2 separate regions of the Homo sapiens genome follow, and region 1 is linked to region 2. Evidence: chromatin contacts called from ENCODE Hi-C data. All regions are on one chromosome and are shown on one strand. The core of a region is the stretch at or near the end of the contact, and the rest is flanking DNA. Distances in the headings are between cores, read along the strand shown. Region 1 has its middle 26 kb from the start of RAPGEF2. Region 2 overlaps FNIP2 (folliculin interacting protein 2).

Evidence for each region. A loop is a pair of places that touch in the nucleus more often than their neighbours do. Pooled maps may share reads with other maps.
Region 1: a loop to region 2 is called in a map with no recorded cell type, with 8 times the contacts of the local background. The contact joins two enhancer-like sites. A Hi-C loop is called at or near these places in 2 of 37 single-sample maps with no recorded cell type and 9 of 50 pooled maps.

The regions. Positions count from the first base shown.
Region 1 is chr4:159,075,505-159,079,564 of GRCh38, forward strand. It overlaps a transcript of SPMIP2 not described here. Among named protein-coding and RNA genes, the nearest start is that of RAPGEF2, 26 kb to the right of the region's middle. RefSeq lists an enhancer at 2,247-2,396. Within about 2 kb of position 2,792, at least 5 of the 41 ENCODE cell types and tissues checked have a DNase peak (open chromatin) inside an H3K27ac peak, as active enhancers do.
Region 2 is chr4:158,808,529-158,812,180 of GRCh38, forward strand. The region is part of intron 1 of FNIP2 (folliculin interacting protein 2); the gene reads left to right. Among named protein-coding and RNA genes, the nearest start is that of FNIP2, 41 kb to the left of the region's middle. RefSeq lists a silencer at 2,329-2,623. Within about 2 kb of position 2,368, at least 30 of the 41 ENCODE cell types and tissues checked have a DNase peak (open chromatin) inside an H3K27ac peak, as active enhancers do.

The DNA.
Region 1 (4,060 bases), core at 1,542-4,041, 270 kb after region 2:
ATGAGTGGCCTGGAAAAAATTCAAAGAGACAGCGTGGCATAATGAAAGCTTTTAGAGGTGGGCCAACTTGGATTTGAATCCTGTGTGATAATCTTGGTCACTTTAACTTCATCTGTGCCAACAGCGTGTAGGACAAAGCAATCATATCTGGTGACAGGATGTGTCATAGACCAATACTCAGGGACTTCCACTATGCATAAATCACCAACATTCACATTTTTAGATCCAATTAAAATAGTGATGCCATGACTATCAAGCATCAAGCAGAACATAATTTGACTCATCTTTTTTTTTTTTTTAAATTCTGAAAGCTCTTCAGTATTTTGTAATGAGGGCTCACAGTTTACAGTGATGAACATCCATGAGCGTTGGATAATGCTAAAACTTTTGCTTCACCATTTACAGCAGAAAAAAAACCCTGGCTGGTGGCACTAATTTTTTTTCCATGTAATCAAGAAGATTTTGCCACTAACTAGGCCTTTAAACCAATAGTTGGCTTTTAGTTTCTCTAATGATGGGGACGGTGGTGATGATGAGGATGATGCTGACATTTATAGGGTACTGTGTACTATGTGCTTCACACATGTTAATTCTCCCAACAACTGTGAGTCAGACACTATTGTCCCGATTTTACAGGTGAAGAACTTGCAGCTCAGAGGGTTATTAAAACAAGATCACACTTCCAATAAGCATTAAAACTTATCCTCAAACCTTGGTCTGTGTCATTCTAACACTTTCACTGATGGCTAAAGATTACCAACTCCCAAAAGATTGCTCTTTTGACCTATAGTTTTAATTCTGGGTGATAAGTTTACTCTGTTATTATTATACAGCATACAGCAAGCTATAATTAATTTCATGGTTACTTCTATTTTTGTAACTGCTGTTTTGATTTCTATTAGTTGAAATATCTATCTATGTAATGTCTTGTTACTAGAATAGTAATGGGACAACCAGCATATCATGAAAAAACCCAGCATATTATGAAAAGCATTTTATTTTAAATGCCTAATAAAAGCATGTTATTTTCATTTACAGTTTGAATACATGTTCACAATTTAAAATATAGGAAAAGTAGGGGTAAAGTCCTGATGTCCATTTTTTAATGGTAATAAACAGTAATAAATACTTTAAAACATACTTAAACAATTTTTTCCTTCTTTTCTTTCTTTTTTTCTTTAGAGATAGAGTCTTGCTCTGTTGCCCAGGTTGGAGTATAGTAATACAATCATAGCTCACTGCAGCCTCAAACTCCTGGGCTCAAAGGATTCTCCCACCTCAGCCTCCAGAGTCGCTGGGATTACAGACATGCATCACCATTCCTGGCACTAAACAGATTTTTTTTTTTTTTGAGATGGAGTCTCGCTCTTGCCCAGGCTGGAGTGTAATGGTGCCGTCTCGGCTCACTGCAGCCTCCACCTCCTAGGTTAGACCGATTCTCCTGCCTCAGCCTCCCGAATATCTGGGATTACAGGCACCTGCCACCATGCCTGGGTAATTTTTGTATTTTTAGCAGAGACAGGATTTTGCCATGTTGGCCAGGATGGTTTCGAACTCCTGACCTCAGGTGATCTGCCCACCTTGGCCTCCCAAAGTGCTAGGATTACAGGCGCGAGCCACTGCGCCTGGCCTAAACAGATTTTCTTTTTTTTTGAGACAGAGTTTCGCTCTTGTTGCGCAGGCTGGAGTACAATGGTGCGGTCTCGGCTCACCACAACCACAATCTCCGCCTCCCAGGTTCAAGTGATTCTCGTGCCTCAGCCTCCCAAGTAGCTGGGATTACAGGTGCCTGCCACCACGCCTGGCTAATTTTTGCATTATTAGTAGAGATGGGGTTTCTCCATGTTGGTCAGGCTGGTCTCAAACTCCTGACCTCAGGTGATCTGCCGCCTCGGCCTCCCAAAGTGCTGGGATTACAAGTGTGAGCCATCACACCTGGCCCAGATTTTCTTTTAATGTGTTTTTCTTAGGAGGGTTTTTCTTGGGAGGGAAGGTTAGCTTCTTTGGTTTCTAACCCAACGTTTGAGGTTAGTAATACTTTCTTATAAATTACTCTCATTATTTAATAAGATGGCATGCTTTATAAACCCAGCTGTATTAGAAATGTATAATCAAATTTTTCTTTTACACTTTTAAAATTTATTGAAAAATTTCTTTCCTTAAAGCAGATGTTACCAAACTCAGGAGACCAAAGTCCCATTGGTTAATTCATTTCGAACTCAGTGTTAAAGCATGATACAAAGAGATCTTTAATTACCTAGAAAGAAACTCTTAGGTAACAGAGTGATGATGACTAATATACTGGAAACAAAATGAAAACAGAAGCTTTCAATTTAATGGAACAAAGTAATATCCTGTCAAATAAAGTACTGAAACTGAGATATGTAAACCAATGCTATTACGGTAGCAAACAGGTGGCACTTTCATTTTCTTTTCCAATTACCAAAGAGGGGATGTAATCAAGAGTCTCAAGTTTATATATAAATAACATAGAAAAAAAGGCAAGCTACCTCTAAAAATCATATTTTTAAATGTGAAAAAAAGCAGAGGACTGGGGAGACAGATATTTGAAAGTTAAATCTAAACTTTGATTTTATTTTTTTGATTTTGCTTCAAAAATTAAATGGAAAGTAAAGGGGGAAAATCGGAAAGAACAGCATACAAATAATGTTTGTTAAAGAAAGTTTTCAGTGTATTATGTATTTTACGTCATGATTCCTGTGCAGTCATGAGCACCAAAGCTTGCTCTGAGATCCAGAACAGTGCCTGGCTTTGTAGTACATCTCCAATAAATATCCCTTAAATAAATAAATAAATCCCCAAGCAATTGGCAGGAATCCAGACTAGAACTTGATAGCACTAGTTCTACACCAAGTTTCTGAATTTCGAAAAGATGAGAGTGCGGAGTTCCTACTGGCATGGAAATGGCTCTGTCCTAAGGGCAAATAGTGCCCCAGTGGAGAAACACTGAGGGCTTCAAGACTTCCTCTACTCAAATGCCAATATTTTTCATATAAGCACTTCACTAAGTTGGTCAGCACTTTTTATCTTAGGCTGAATAAATTTGAGAGAACCTTCCAAAGCCTGGGTATTTAATGGAGAATGGCTGAGGGTTAGAAGGTGAAGAAAGCTTGATGACTGCATGGGTGGATTGTAAGGAAAGACATGGGATTGTGTGGGTGGATTGTAAGGAAAAGCAGGAAGTAAAAAGACAAATTTCTCACTTGACATTGGAGATAGAGGTGGTCCTACACAACTTGAACATTACCTAGTTTCCTAGATCAATATGATCCAGTGGACAAACTAATTTGTCATGTAAAAACCAACTGGAGGCCAGGCATGGTGGCTCATGCCTGTAATCCCAGCACTTTGGGAGGCTGAGGCGGGTGAATCACTTGAGGTCAGGAGTTTGAGACCAGCTTGGCCAACACAGTGAAACCCCATCTCTACTAAAAATACAGAAATTAGCTGGGTGTGGTGGTGCAAGCCTGTAATCCCAGCTACTCAGGAAGCTGAGACAGGAGAATCACTTGAACCTGGGAGGTGGAGGTCGCAGTGAGCTGAGATCATGCCATAGCACTCCAACCTGGGTGACAGAGTGAGATCCCATCTCAAAAATAAATAAATAAATAATAATAATAATAACTGGAAACTTTAAAACACTGTCATGGTGTGTTTGTGTCCCTCCCAAAATTCATGTGTTGACATCCTAACCTCCAAAGTGATGTTTTTTAGAGGTGTGGCCTTTAGGGAGGCAATTAGGTCATGAGGGCTCCACCCACATGAATGGAATTAGTGGCCAAAAAAAGAGACTCCAGAGAGCTTCCTTGCCCCTTCCACCATGTGAGGACACAGCAAGAAGCTGCCTTCTAAGAAATCAGGAAACTGATCCTCACCAGACACCGAATCTGCTGGTGCACACCCTGTTCTCAGGCTTTCTAGCTTCCAGAACTGCGAGAAATAAATTTCTGTTTTTTATAAGCTACCCAGTTCCAGGTATTTTGTTATAGCAGCCTGAGCAGGCTAAGACAAATATACTGATTTCTGTTCAAGAAGTCTT
Region 2 (3,652 bases), core at 1,118-3,617:
TCTTCTCCTTTCTACGATCTTGGAAACATTGCTTACTTGCAGTATTGTGCTTGGTTTCCAGAACTTCTTTAGGACTTGGGCCAACTTGAGGGTAGAAGTGAATTATTGACAGGCGCTTGCACTGAAGGACCTGGCTCCAGAGTGCTCACAGTTATCTGTTTGTCCAAGTCATATGGCAGTCAGGTAGGTAGGACTTCCAATCTCTTTTTGCTCTTTGATATCTTAAATCAGTCGTTCCAAGTGGTCTTCTTAGTTGAGCACACTGACAAGCAGGGGTTTTGTTTTTTTTTCTTCTCATGATTTTCCAGTAACTGAAAAGATGAAGAGAAAGATTCCACAATTACAGTAGAATCACGTTGTATTATGTGATGATGGCCACAGTGTAAAACAGACGGAAACAGTGCAGAAAGAAACATGTTGGTTGTCTCATTGCGGTTCATGTAGCATGACACATTTCAGGATAGGAGTTGTCCTCTGCATCTCCATTTCCATTCCCCCTAACCTCTATAAAGGCAGATGTTGGGGTTCAATTCATTTCACAAAATTCTAGAGTCAACAAAAAACTACCAAGTTTGATGAGAGGCATCTTAAATGGCTTGTCAGTAAAAATTCCTTGCTAAAACTCCCTTCAAATCTAGTGACTCTTTGCTGGGCATGGTGGCGTTCATGCCTGTAATCCCAGCACTTTGGGAGGCTGAGGTGGGCAGATCACTTGAGGTCAGGAGTTCGAGATCAGCCTGGCCAACATGGTGAAACCCCATCTTTACTAAAAATACAAAAATTAGCTAGATGTGGTAGCAGGTACCTGTAATCCCAGCTACTTGGGATGCTGAAGCAGGATAATCACTTGAACCTGGGATGCAGAGGTTGCAGTGAGCCGAGATCGTGCCACTGCACCCCAGCCTGGGCAACACAGCAAGACTCCATCTCAAAAAAATAAAATCTAGTGACTCTTAAATATGATGCCAGGTATATGGTATCATCCTCAAATAATTGCTTTCAATCCTCTTTCTTAAAATATTGACTATAGCAAAGCTGCCAACAACTTTTGAGTTTTTCAAACTTTCCCGGCAAATTAGCAAACAAAATTCTTACGGCTGTTTATATGAGAAATCTGGGACTTGCCACACATATTTGTGAATCATTGTTGCTCTGGTGGCAAGAGAAAACTTGCCATGTCTTTAAAGTATACCCCTTACACACTGAAAAGGAACTGAAACAGAGCACTTCAGAGTCAATTGTGCTTTACAGTTTCATATCTTGAAATTTGAATTCAGAAGAAATTCTCTGTACTGCTTTAGAATCACCAGGATGATTCTAAATGAGTATATCCATTTTATGTACATTTTTAGATGAGATAATTCTATTAAAAAAGGGAAGTCCTTAGATTGTCTGTGGTAGTTACTTAACAAGAAAGTAAGTACAGAAACTTGAGTGCATTGTTCCCTGGTGAGCTGCTTCACATAGATAAGCTGACCATGATTTTATGACCAGTCTTTATTTATAGCAGTTGGGATTACTGACTAGGAAATATAAAAATAGTCACAGATTTAGAGAGAGATATGCTAAGGCAACAGACCAAAGAATTCTGAAGAGTATAATAAAAGGTCATTAAAAGTAAGCGTAATGCAGGTTTGTAGGAATGGAAAGAATGTTTCTCACTGCTGCTCCTGGAAACAGTGTGAAAACCACTCTACCCTGATGCTACTTAATAGAAAATGTAGCAGTTGGACAGGTTGAATGAAGTGGGTAGAGAGAAAAAACAAACCCTAGTCAGCTGATGGTCTTGTGCTTTGTGACAAGCTTCACAGAGAGGTCGTAAATGGTTGGGTGTGACTCTGATGGGTTGGGTATTGTGGTCACACGTTCTTCTGCGCTTCCTGCATTCCTTCCCTTTTTACTGATTTTTACGTACCATGAGAATTTTTCTTTGACTAGTTAGAAGAGTTTATTTCTGCTGGCTGAGGGTAGAGATTTTGAGATATAATTCCAGACTGATAAGAGTGAATGAATCAAGGAATGCAGTGTTGTGTCTGATTTAGGGTTCAAGAACATTTGTCTTTTCCCTCTGAGGATACATCACTTACTAGGAATAAATCAGCAATCTTAATATAGGAGATTTTCATAGACGCTAACAACTGACATCAGCTTTTGTCTCGGTCATATTTGGATAAGCATTGATGACATAACAGGGTAAAGCACTTGTTATTAATCACCATAGCTAACTGTGTCCAGAATGACAGTGTTCCAGGCAGAAGATGAGGTTAATCCAGCTCTGGAGTCTGCAGGCCAGTCACTGACTGGGCAGCTTCTGAAGCCTTTTTTCCTCAAGTTCTGCTCAGCTCTGTGCTGAAGCGGAATGCTGGCTGAACTGGTCCCCACATCCCTGGTTCTCCTGTTATGACTCCTGTGGTGAGTCAGGCTCTGGCTTAGCCTTATCCTTTTATTGTTACAGTAACAAAAGCCAAATAATTGCTGAACAGTGATGTAGCAAGCCCTGGTGGGAATTGGAGAGAGCAATAACTTGTGACCCATCTAAGATTATAACTGTCAAAAGTCACCAAAGAGAATCCACCCTGTGGGTTATAAAAACACCCAAGGTTCCTGGGAATATTCTTATCTTTTATGAGTTCCCAAGGGGATATTTAGGTATCAGGTGTACACCCATCCATCAGCCTTATGTCTTTAAGGGTTTAAGAAAGGTTTTTTAAAAAAACTACTTTAGGTTTTTACAGAACAGATGTGAATGAAAATCCTTTTTTCTCACTATGCCATATCCTTTCACTTTCATGCCTCACCCTGTCCAAAGGCAGAAAAAGGAACTTAGTTAAGCTATTTTCCCACTTACTGATTTTCAGCTCTAGCATATGAGAACCTAGACTTAATACCAGATAAAATGGAAGGGACTTTGACTTGGGGATCTTCTCTACCCTGATTTTATGATCTGAGGGTCTTCTCTGCCTTAAAATCAGTGTCTTTGGGCACATCATTTCATCTCTCTGTTTTTGTTTTTTAAATAATATTAATTAATAATAATAATGATGGTAGATTGGAATGGTGTTTCCTGAGCCTCAACTTCAGATCCACTGAACCGAATTCCTAGAGGTAGAGCTTGTGAAGCTTTGTTGATTACACACACACACACAAACACACACAAAACTTCTGGGGTAATTCTAACAATGAGCCAAACAACTTGGAACCAGTGGACAGGTAGTGTCTGAAGTCCCTTCCAGCTAACATTCTGATAATCTGTCAGTGATCCATGAGTCCCGAAGTTAGAGAAATATAAAGGCTGGGCCTTGGGTAATCAGGGGAGTTAAAACTAGCTCAGTGGTAATCTTTTCCCATGTGAGCGAACAAGCCACGCGGGTGTTTGAGGAAGTACATTTTCAACAGAGAGAACAGGAAGTACAGAGATCTTAAGGCAGGAACATGCCTGGTGTGCATCCTAAAAAGAATATTGCCTCAGGGCAAAGATGATTTGGATTCAGAAAGTAAATGATCCTTCGTGGGAATGTGAATGGGGTGGAGGTGTACTGGTGGATGGTTTAGCGGCTGCACACTGTGATATGAGAGGGAGGCAGAGGTCACTGCCCCTAATATCTTTCCCACTGGACCTTGCTTGATGGCAAAAACTCCTATTATTAAATTC